Linked DNA regions of Mus musculus: all the other regions are linked to region 1. Evidence: chromatin loops called from intact Hi-C (ENCODE). Cell type or tissue: gastrocnemius. All regions are shown on one strand. Each heading gives the region's core, and the rest is flanking DNA. Links, peaks and the distances in the headings are about the cores only.

What was found. Hi-C counts contacts between places; a loop is a spot of excess contacts. Peaks named below come from ENCODE experiments on the same cell type or tissue, not always from the same donor. Only the 100,000 strongest peaks of a DNase experiment are listed, where the experiment ranks them.
Region 2: it touches region 1 in a loop (6-fold over the local background); 5 of 42 quality-filtered maps call a loop at or near these places.
Region 3: it touches region 1 in a loop (2.6-fold over the local background); 4 of 42 quality-filtered maps call a loop at or near these places.

What each region holds. Positions count from the first base shown.
Region 1 is chr12:69,922,309-69,926,135 of GRCm38, forward strand. It overlaps Atl1 (atlastin GTPase 1), which reads left to right. Exons shown (of 15, transcript NM_178628.5): 3 at 3,634-3,827. Among named protein-coding and RNA genes, the nearest start is that of Map4k5, 31 kb to the left of the region's middle. In gastrocnemius, for the core only: CTCF peaks have their summits at 1,071, 1,270 and 1,884 (motif pointing right); a DNase peak (open chromatin) is centred at 1,890.
Region 2 is chr12:70,060,162-70,063,988 of GRCm38, forward strand. It overlaps Nin (ninein), which reads right to left. Exons shown (of 29, transcript NM_001081453.1): 4 at 2,528-2,567; 5 at 990-1,180. Among named protein-coding and RNA genes, the nearest start is that of Nin, 41 kb to the right of the region's middle. In gastrocnemius, for the core only: a CTCF peak has its summit at 2,147 (motif pointing left); a DNase peak (open chromatin) is centred at 2,140; H3K27ac peaks cover 253 bases.
Region 3 is chr12:70,142,776-70,146,602 of GRCm38, forward strand. No RefSeq gene overlaps it. Among named protein-coding and RNA genes, the nearest start is that of Abhd12b, 9.4 kb to the right of the region's middle. In gastrocnemius, for the core only: a CTCF peak has its summit at 2,452; DNase peaks (open chromatin) are centred at 1,413 and 2,443; H3K4me3 peaks cover 378 bases; H3K27ac peaks cover 1,247 bases.

The sequences.
Region 1 (3,827 bases), core at 862-3,361:
CTTGTCTCTCACTAAACATTTCCCGGCCAGTGTTCTCTCCACAAGGTCAACACAATCCCAAAGCAAGAATTCTCTTGTCATTGATTAACAGAATTTAAGCAAGCCAGTCTACAGTATGTATTTACCAAGAAACAGATCACCATCTATCATATGTCTTATTTTTGAAGTCTTGTTCAGTTAAACTGGCAACATTTGCTCTCTGTTCTTATACTCATTATAGATTATTTACTCTTTATTCCTAGCTCTGCCTTTCCATGGTGTACACAGAAACCTGTGGTCACATCCCTAGAGAACAAGATCCAGGAACTCAGACCCGACCTAGAATGAAATGTTTTCTTTGCTCTCTAACTTGTCCCAAGTCTTTTTCTCTTCCAAGTTCAAGTGTGTGCTTGCCATGCCTGAACGTTCTCTGTGCTCGCTTCTACCTCTGCAGGCTGTGCTTACTCCTACAAGGAGTTCCTGCTGTGTTCTGTGTTTCAGGCACAGCAACTTAAACCATCTCCTTGGACTTTCTATCCACTACTCTAACTTCCTAAACCATTTAAATCAAATCAGGAATCCTGTAAAGTCCTTAATTCATCTAAACAGTATTATCTCAGGAAAGTTTATTTTTATGTTGATCTACAGGGAAATTTGCTCAATAATAATTTCACTCAGGAAGTAACCACACTAGGTTATCTAGGCATTGAAGGTTTCCCCATGTCTAGTCACACCAGGCCAGACACACAGCAATGACAAACATGAGAAGGCACATCAGTAGCAGAAGCAATTCTGGAACAAAGCCCCTTAGGCTGTGCCTCTCCAGAGTACACCCATCAAAGCTGTGAAAAACAGTGAGCCTTATCCAGGAAGCTCACACGGCAGCAGCACTAAGCCCTCCCTCCCTTATACCTAACACACAATCTCTTTCAAGTTCATGGCCTCTTTTCTCGTTAATTGTTATATTCATATACGTATATACATATATTCTTAAGTGTATCATGTTCAATTGGTATAATGTTGTCTGTATCAGGACTGACCATTTGATACTGGATAACTACTGGTGTGCTCTTCCATAGGGAACACTGGTCCTCCTAGTGTCAGCATTTCTTAGTTGCTTGGAGTTCATTGTGTAAGACTGAGACCTCATGAACTTTTTCTGTCCACTTTGGAATGTCTATTTGGGCAGTGATGTTGGTGAGACTTTATGGTTGTGGCTTTTGATGTTACAAGGAGATATTACATGGAGTTTGCTGTGAGATATTACATAATATCTAGGGATCTAGGGATGTGACCACAGGTTTCTGTGTGTACCATGAAAAGGCAGGGTTATGAATAAAGAGTAAATAATCTATAATGAGATATTACATAGTATCTCACAGCAAAATCCATGGTCCTCTGGTTCATACAGTCTTTCTTCCTTCCTTTCCGTTATGTTCCCTGAGCTGTGGGTGTGGGTGTGGGTGTGGGTGTGGGTGGGAGTGTTTGGTAGATGTGGCCGTTGGGAATGGACTCCATAACACTATAGTTTGATTGGGTGTGGTTTTCTGTTGTGGTCTTCACAAGAGAATTTTCCTTGATAAGGGAGAAGTGAAGACTACGTCTGTCTGGGTATAAGGACAAATGCTTACATTTTTGTTAGAGATTATGCTGGCACACATAACTTGTGCTAACCAAGTCTCTAATTGGACCTAAGACCCTCTCAACAAGAGGGAAACCATTCCTGGTACTGGAAACCTACTACTCAGGGACAATGAAGTCATGCATCTTGGAGGAAAATCTCTAACCACGACTCTACTAAACTAGCATAATTCTTAGTATTTTAAAAAAGGTTTTATTTTTATTTTCTGTATAAGTGTTTTGCCTGCACCTGAGCATCACATGTATGCAGTTCCTGAAGAGGCCAGAAGAGGGCATAGGAACCCGTTTCTCGCTACAAAGCCCAGACTAGCTTCAAATTCAAGATCCTCTTGCCTCAGCTTCCGCAGTTATTGGATTGCCACTGTGCCTAGCAGTACAGTGCAATTTTAATTATAAAACAAATTTATCGTATTGATTATAATATACAGCTCCAAAGGGTTAAAATAGCCTAAACTAATATTAATTAGACAAGAGAGGATTTCCATACTATAGATAATAACTTTTCTAAACTATTTTAATTAAGATAAGTATTATTGATATAGGAAAAATTTGATTTCTACTATATACTTTATACAAGTACTAACTCCTGATAGAACTTAAACACCAAAAGTAAAACTTTAAAGCATAATAGATATATTTTCAAATTCTCATAAGGAGTTTATGAGACATAACAAAGTGCTAAATACATAAGAACACTATAATAAAGTTTATTATGTTGAATTAACAGTTGCTCTACATCTGTTAATTTGGAGAGGTGCACGTGTGCTTGTGCAGGTGCAGTGGTTTTGCATGTTGAGTGTATGTTCTTCTCCTGTGTTTTCTGTTTGTCATTCTAAGTGCCTCTTAGGATTGGACGTTCATTTCTTCCTCAGGCTGGGAAATTGTCTGCTGTAACTTCATTGAACACCCTATGCTTTAGTATTTATCTTAACTCTTTCTATCTCATGAGTTCTTAGATTTGGTCTCTTGATTGGCTTCTGAAGTTTGTGGTCATCTGGGTCATTCTTTTTGTTGTCTGTTTGCTTATTTGTTAAAATATGGTGTCTGGAGAGATGGCTTAGTGTTTAAGAGCATTTGTTGCTCTTCCATATGACCTGAACTCAGTTCCCAGTACCCACATCAGGTGGCTTACAACTAGCTACACCTCCAGCTCCAGGGATACTATGTCTTCTTCTGACTCCCATGGGAACCTGCACAAACAAGGTGCGCGCGCACACACACACACACACACAGACACACGATACTATCATACCATATACATAAATAAAAATAATAATATGTATGTATGTATGTATATATGTATGCCACACATGTACGTTAATGATATGAGTGTGGACATGCATGTAAAGGTCTGAATACAAGTTTTTGGGCTCAGTTATTCACTTTCTGTACAAGCCTGAGGGCCTGAGTTTGCTCTCCACAACCATACAAAAACAAGGCATGGTGGTACTCACCCATAAGCTTAGTGCTGGGAAGGTAGAGCTAGGAGGATCCCTGGGGCTTGCCGGCCTGCCAGTCTAGCTGAACCAGTGAGTTCCCGAGTCTGTGAGATGCCTTGCCTAAGACAAACAGGGTGCAGAGTGATTGACCTGTGACCTCCATCTGTATGCACACTGATGTGCATGTACACTCTCAATACACTCATGCGTAGGCACTGAGGCACTGCAAGGATTTGTTTAACTAACCAAGCCTACTCTTAGAGGATGGCGCATGAGAAATACAATCATGAGATTCATCTGTTTCAAAAGTTGAGTGCTTGCTTAGGTTGTTTTTTTCTTGTTTAGTAAAGAACTTTGTACCGACTTAGACTTAGAGCATTTTAAAAAGAAAATAATGGTTGATTGCATCCCATGACCAGGAAGACAAGTCCCGGTCTGGTCCAGGTGACATGGTCTGAGTGATATAAAACATGTGACTAGAGATGAACATGCTCACTCTGCTTGAGAGTTGAGAGTCACCTGTATCCGGCATTTTGAGATAATTAGCTGAAGTAATTGGTATTTTGTTCCACAGGTGGGTTTTCAGAGAAGTCAAGTGACTGGAGCTCAGAAGAGGAGGAGCCAGTGAGAAAGGCAGGGCCTGTCCAGGTCCTCATCGTCAAGGACGACCATTCCTTTGAGTTAGACGAGGCTGCGCTGAACCGCATCCTTCTGTCCCAGGCCGTCAGAGACAAGGAGGTGGTTGCTGTGTCTGTTGCTGGAGCCTTT
Region 2 (3,827 bases), core at 930-3,429, 140 kb after region 1:
GATGTCATTATAATCAAAGATTCTGGAGCAATGACTGTATTCCTGACTCTAACTGCCCCTAATCTTTATTTGTAGCCTTCTAAAAGACACGTCCTAGAATTATAGGTTTTTCTGTAGAGCTTCACGGCTAATCCCACATTAATCCTAACGATCCTGCCATGATTCTTCAGCAAAAAGGGAAAACAGAATCTTACGTCATAAACTCTCTGGGGCTTGAAGACATTTTGTGCTATCAAAACTACCAAGCTACCTGGCCCCATTTCCTCGTAGCCAGAGTCTGGCTGTTCTATATAACCAAGGCTCTCCTCACACCAGCGTGATGTAAACTTCAAACCACGGCTAGAGAGGCAGCCTGTCCTGTGAACTGCTCTAGTCTACCCAAGGGCCCAAAGATGACACTGAGAACTTTCCAGAACTGAACATGCAGCAGGCTGGCTTTCAAAGTTCTCCTAACTCAAGCCTGAGGCTCTCTTCATCCCTCCTCTGCATTCTCCCATGTTTTACTGTTTGGTTTGGTTGATGCGTCTCATGTGGGGTGACATACTTAGCACAGTAGGTGACCATACTATACATTCAGGAAGTTCAGCCACATCAGCTTTGATTTCTGCCACAAAACATGACTTTCCCAAATCTTGTAGAATGTCTTTTTAGGGAGAAAAAAAAAGGAAGAAAGGAAGAAAGGAAGAAAGGAAGAAAGGAAGAAAGGAAGAAAGGAAGAAAGGAAGAAAGGAAGGAAGGAAGGAAGGAAGGAAGGAAGGAAGAAAGAAAGAAAGAAAGAAAGAAAGAAAGAAAGAAAGAAAGAAAGAAAGAAAGAAAGAAAGCAAGCAAGAAAGCAGGCAGGCAGGCAGGCAGGCAGGCAGGCAGGCAGGCAGGCAGGCAGGCAGGCAGGCTGTGTCTCTAATAAGGAAGTCACAGTGCTGCTCTTACCAGCCTGGGGGCAGACAAAGCTCTTCTCATTATTCCAAATCAGACCCCAGCTATGGGCTTACCGCTCCATCCACATTCTGTAATCCATACTGTTCGCAGATGGAAACCAGCTTCTTCCGGTTCAGGTGACCATCTCGAGTGATCCCCAGATCTTCACAAACCTCTTGCAGTTTCTCTTCTATCCAGTCTGGAGGAGGGCAAGACCCACCATGTGAAGCATTCAGGTCATCTGGGTTCCAAAACCTCAGCTGGCCTAAAATCAAAGCAAAAACTCTGTTGTCTCCAAAGGACTTGCACAGAGACAGTGCCTGCTATGGAAAGGTACCCTTGGAAGGCAATTCTTTCTATTGTTTTTTATTCTTTTGCATGGCTGAGTGTTTTGCTTGCGTACATGTCATGTACTACATACATAGAGTGCTCACAGGGATACTAGAGTCACAGATGGTTGTGAGCAGTTGTGTGGTACTGGAGAGCGATCCTGGGTCCTCTGGAAGAACAATTAATACTCACAACTGCTAAGCCATCTTTCCTGCCCTATAATGAACACTGTATGAGATGACTACAAATGTTGACCCACTCTGATTTAGTTGAAGTCCAAATGTAAACTGAAGGCAGCTTTTGCTCTGGGACAATCACCCATGAGAAAGAAACACTGTCTCATACACATGAGGTCAGATGCCTCAACTGGCGCTTGCTTTCCCAATGCTTCATTTCTGCCGTCTTTCTGGGCTAAGTATTATAGCACCTTTTCCTGGGAAGGAAACAGCCATAATGAGCCTCTAACGTTCATCTATTTTCCAAATCAGAAACCCGAGACTCACTTGAAAGACAAGGCTGCGAACTGTGAGTGTGTTAGCATCTGTGGATGTATGCTAGGTTCTGTTTAACGACAGGGTCAAACTACTTACTCAAATGCCAAGACTACTTATCCTGCATTAGCCACCCTGCTTCTAAACTAGCAATGCAAATGTGAACGCGTGAAGTCACTGCTTAGACTTGGGATACTTGTGGGCATGATTTTATGTGCCTGGGAGAACCATGGAAGGCTGGAAGGGCACTCAGTGTCATTCCTGATATTTATTGACAGAATTTAAACCCATTACTGTACTATTATCCCAGGCTGGAGAGCCAGAGAACACATTGTTTTAATTATACTTACTATCCACACTTCATCTGGGGGTTAGGCAGGAACGTGAGCTGAATCACAGTGCCATCTGGTGGCCACATGATTGTTGTGTTGTGCTTCATAGTCTATCTATAGATACTTCATAATATATCATCTATAAATCTATAGATACAAGCTGGGCATGTTGGAGATGTTCACGAGCCCCTTTGACAGTCTGCACTACAGTCGTCCTCTATACATGGACTGCTATATAGTCACTGCCATCTTTCCTACAGTGTTAATAGCCAGGGTTTGAAGAGTGTAAAGTGTCACTTGGAAATTTTTTTTTTTTTGTCTGTTGCTGTTGGTCCTAATCTTAGCATATCACTTCCTTTTAGTGCAAGAAGGAGGAAAGTGGTGCACAGAGTGCCTTAGCCATAGCAGCCAGGGCTTTCCCTCCTCAGTGGTCCCCCTAACCCCACTGTAATTGCTTACCTTCTGCTTCATACTCCTCACTGCGTTGTGTCTTCCAGTGCTAGAGAAGGCAACAGACAATGAGTACACATTTGAACCCAGCCTCTGGACCACATTTCTCCCTAGCTATCAAGTCACCATGTGGGTTAGACGCATGACTTTAGCCTTTGAGTCGGAACGGGCTCTTTTCAGTTAACCAGACCACCAATCAAGAGGTTGAAACCTCTTGAAATAGACTGATCTTTGCCAACCTTGCCAGCACAAAGTACTGTCTTTGCATGACACTAGGAAGTTGTCTTGTCATTTTTAAGGTTACTTATTCAACAACAGAACCTATTAGAACCCATTAAACCAGCCTAAATGGAATATGCAGAGTTCACCAAATGTGAATTCAAATTTACACATTTGTTCTTCAGTGGGTAAGTGCTGAGTGATCGATCTCCTTCATGCTACATCTTGGAAACACACACAAGAGCAGCACATACTTATTTCTTGTCCAACAAAGTACATATATAGAAGAGAAGGCAGAAAGGTTGTAAAGGCACTCGTGAAGTCTCACCAACATGACCACTTAAACATGAGTTGAACACAGAGGACACTAATGTACATGCCTCAACCCTACACAAAGAATTACAGACACATAGGGAAAGCTGAGAGAAGACATTGTCTTCCCTAGGGAAGAGCACACCAAGCCATTACTCAATACCAAACACTGAGCCCTGAAAACACACACACACACACACACACACACACACACACACACACACGAGTAACACTTATATAGATATTCCTAAGTATAACCTTCTCAGTCTTTATAATATCTATGTATATACAATCAAGATATGCATGTAACAATACTTAATGAAAAGGGGGACCACAAATTTGAAAGAGAGCAAGGAGAGGTATATGGGAAGACTTGGATCACAAAAGGGGGGTGGGAATGTAATTATATTATAATCTCAATAAAGTTCACATGCCAATGAAGACATGGGGACCAGAAAAGAGGAGGCAAGACAGAATGGGGACTGAGAAGGACACATCACACTGGGAAAGTGAAGGTTGATGTCCTAACAGCAGCAATGGATGAACTGAGTCCTGACGGTCATCTGAACTACAGACAACAAAGAGAACAGGAGTCCTTAATAATTCCTGAAGTAAGAATGGGTTGGGTGCACCTGTCAATGAGAGCAAACACAGATGCAGTCCCACAGGTAGACCAGAAAGCTGAATTCAACGCACTTGTGCTGGTAGTAAATTCATTGACCATAATGGAATTTATTTGAACTAGACACCTTAGCATAGTAAGTTCTGAGTGAGGTTC
Region 3 (3,827 bases), core at 930-3,429, 220 kb after region 1:
CGGCACCTGAGTCCTCCCTTGCCTGCTCTTCCTCCATTGTTCTCAGTATATCCTGAAGATTCCCCTCCATCCAGAGACTTAAGCTATATCAGGTCTCATTGCTATAGGGATCCCATTTGACATAATGACAGCCATCTTGGTCCTCAGTGTCATTTTGCCCAACAAATGACTTGGCACCCCATCCCAAATTGTATATGGTATCACTAAGATATCATATACATCTTATCATATGATAAGACAGTCATTTGAGCTTGCATGGCTGGCCGGACTGCTCTTATACCGAATTTGGGCATGCTTGCAGCTTTTGAGGAAGCCTGGCTAACACTCCAATGACCATAGGTTTAGATAGGAATGCTTTCTCTTGCTCTGCAGTGCAGGGATCTTGATATGTTGCTTCTGTCTAGGACATGCTTCTGCCCATAAGATCCAGTAGACTGTGCTTTGTGTAGCATGTCCTTCAATCTCATGGATCCCATTGTCTTTGGCATACATTCTGGTACTGCAGGGCTAGGTTTTCCTAACCACAGGTCCTGCCTTGAACCAACAGCATTTCTCTCCCTCTCCATCCATCTTTCCCACCTCTCTTACAACATCTCACTGCTATACTAGTCAGGCCCACCATCCTATCAAAGCCAGGATCTAAAAATCCCAACACCAAGAAATGCCTCGTTTCCCACCCACTGGCTGTCTGCACTGTACCTTAAAAATACTCCCATTGCCAAACAGTAACAGCTCATTGTTTGAATAAAGATAAAACAGTAGGGAAAAAAAAGTAGAAAGTAAAACAAAAACAAAAAAACATGTTCACCCCTTAGTCCCTACAGGTAACTTCTGGTGTTGGGAAGGTTTTAAAATGCAAATGGGAGGGTGGTGATGGCTGGAGAGATGGCTCAGCAGTTAAGAGCACTGACTGCTCTTCCAGAGGTCCTGAGTTCAATTCCCAGCAACCACATAATGGCTCAAAACCATCTGTAATATGATCTGGTGCCCTCTTCTGGTGTTTCTGAAGACAGTAACAGTATAAAAGTGTACTCACATAAAATAAAAAAATATATATTAAAAAAACAAATGAGGGAGGTTTAAGACTGCCAACATCAGAAGAATAAATCATGTCTTGATTTGTCTACAGTAGCAAATTGAAAGAAAATGCTACAGCAAGCGAGTATTTATTTATTTATAGATGGAGGAATAATTAAATGCTTTAAAACAGAATACGCAGGAAGAGCCTGTTTACCAGAGTGGCTGAGAGAGGTGGCTTTGAATATGGTTCTTGGGTCTGAGCTTCCTTCTCATGGAGTAAAATTTTCTCTCACTCCGAAAGATGTACTGGGCTCAATCCATGCCATGAGGCAGCTGGTCCTGATCAAATATGGGCTGGAGGTCCTAGGCTGGACTGGTGGTGTGTGTGTGTGTGTGTGTGTGTGTGTATGTGACAAGATGCTGCTGGATAGGGTGACAAGACTTACCCTCTTGTCTGGGAGTTGAGGAAAGAATTCTGCAGGCTCCCATAACTCTCCCTCCCCTGTCAAACATTATCTTCCGTTCTTCAGGCAAACAAAGGCTTAGGGAAGCCCGGCTTCCTAGGCTGGGCTTTGGAAAGCAGCGGCAGCAGCTGTGTGAGGGGAAATCCAGAGCAGGCCTAGCTAAGTCTAAAAATACAACCCAGCCTGACAGGCACACAAAAGGCCTCTTGTGGGGAGGGGCTCTCCTGCCCTTCTAGATGCTGCATTCTGGGGCCATGTGGAGAGTGATCCCCAATGTCCCTCTAGGGTGTCAATTTTCAGGAGGAGCAGCTTGCTACAGTCTGCCTGTCTTCCATCTGTCTTCCCTACTTGATGTCTGCTCACTTGAGGGTTTAGGGGATTGGCTGTGGGCCCATCTTGTTCTTCAAAAAGTTGAGGGGACCATGAGCATAGTTTTTCATATCTGCGGGAATGAAACGAAGCCTTCTTCGAAGAAGGTGTGGCCCCATCTCTTTCCTCCCAGTAAAGGGAACCGCTGGAGACCCATTTCTCTAACCTTCTGCCTGGGTATCATCCCACGAGGCTCTCCACAAAGGCGGTGCTTGTTGTCCAGTACAGCGCACAGCTGCCGGCCTGGAACGTTTTTCCTCCCCCCGGAACTTCAACTTGGACTGGGCAGGAGGAAGTTTGCAATCTTCAAAATAACCATCTCTGTAACAGAATAGAAAAGAAGGCTTTCTATTAAGACGCACATGCAGAGAGAGAGAGAGAGAGAGAGTAGGGAAATGAACCACTCCAGAGGACATATGCTAGAAGAGTTTGCTCTTTTAATAATAGGTTTTAGACGACTAAGAAAGACACAAAATGATTTTTAACCATGCCAGCTGGTGGTATCTCTTCCCCCAACCTCACCCCCATTCAAACTTTCTGGTTCGAAGATGTCACCTTTGTTTTCTTTTCTCGCCGGCTCACTGCTGCCTCCACGTGTTAGATATAAGAATTACAACAGCGTGTCTATTTTTATACTTGGTCAATTAAATGCTATAGGCTGCCTGCAGTCTGTTAGCCTCTGGGACAATGGAGGGAGAGAAATAAAGCGAGGCCCTAGCTTGTAGGTAGGAGTTGCATGCTCTAGGTGAATTTTGAACATCTTACATTTCAGATGGCTTCGTTATATTGTTCCTTCCCAAGTCACCGTACCTTTGCTGAAGGAATCATTTAATCCTATTGGGGATGAGCACAGTCAGTTCTACTAATGATAGCTTTCCTGCGAGACCGCGGGGCAAACACACTGATGCACATTCAATGTTACCATTCTGTACAAACCCTGTAGTGAGGAAGACTGAATTCTGCACAGTTTACAGAACAAGACAATAACTCACACATCGATTTTAGAATATCTATTAGGAGCTGGAGAGATGGCTCAGCAGTTTAGAATACTTTTCCAGGGACCTGAAGTTAAGCTCCCAGCACCCACGAACTACCTGTAATCCCAGCTCCAGAAGATCTGAGCCTCTGCAGGCTCCTGCACTCTTACAGCATATACACTCAGCGACCTACACACATACACAGAAATAAGAACAGACCGTGAGACCCCATCACCTGGGCATGGTGGCACATGCCTTTCTTTAATCCTAGAACTCAGGAGGCAGAGGCAGGTGGATGTCTGTGAGTTTGAGGATAATCAAGTCTACATAGTAAGTTCGAAATCAACCAAGGATGCATGGTGAGATCGGCTCAAAACAAATTCTGAAAGCACAACTACCTGGTGTTGGCTAGAATACCTAAATACCTTTGCCTTGGTAGAAGCCAGGAGTCTTGAAAGTTTCTGGCAAGCACCAATTGTTTCAATTTCTTGCTCATCTACATACTTTACATGCCTTGCTTCTTGCTTCATAGAAACGGAGGTCTTACAAAATGTCCTGTTGCCCTAAGTGGAACCTGGAAACTGTGCTCTATCCTGACTGATAAAGTGGCATGTTTTCCTAGGCAGAAAGGACGCCCAAGCCTCCTCCTCAGTATCACGGATATGGAGAAAAGAGATGCCCACTCCCAGTGTCCTCCCCAAACCCTCCCACATTGCAGTGACACTACCCACAGTCACAGCCTGACTGATCCTTTCTAATTGCTGGTAACTCATGTTACCACAGATAGCTCTAGGGTGGAAACTCAGCCCTTTTCTCTTACCAAAGCAGTCAATCGATTCTGCTTAAAGGCAGGGCCAAATAGGGTCTCTGTGTACTGGACCAAGGCCATTGTAGGCTCTCTGGCAGGTCAGGTAGGGGTTACAGACCATATCAAGGCCCAGGTCATAATTTGCAGGCTATTTAAACCTCTCAGACCGAACTCTTCCTTTATGTGTAG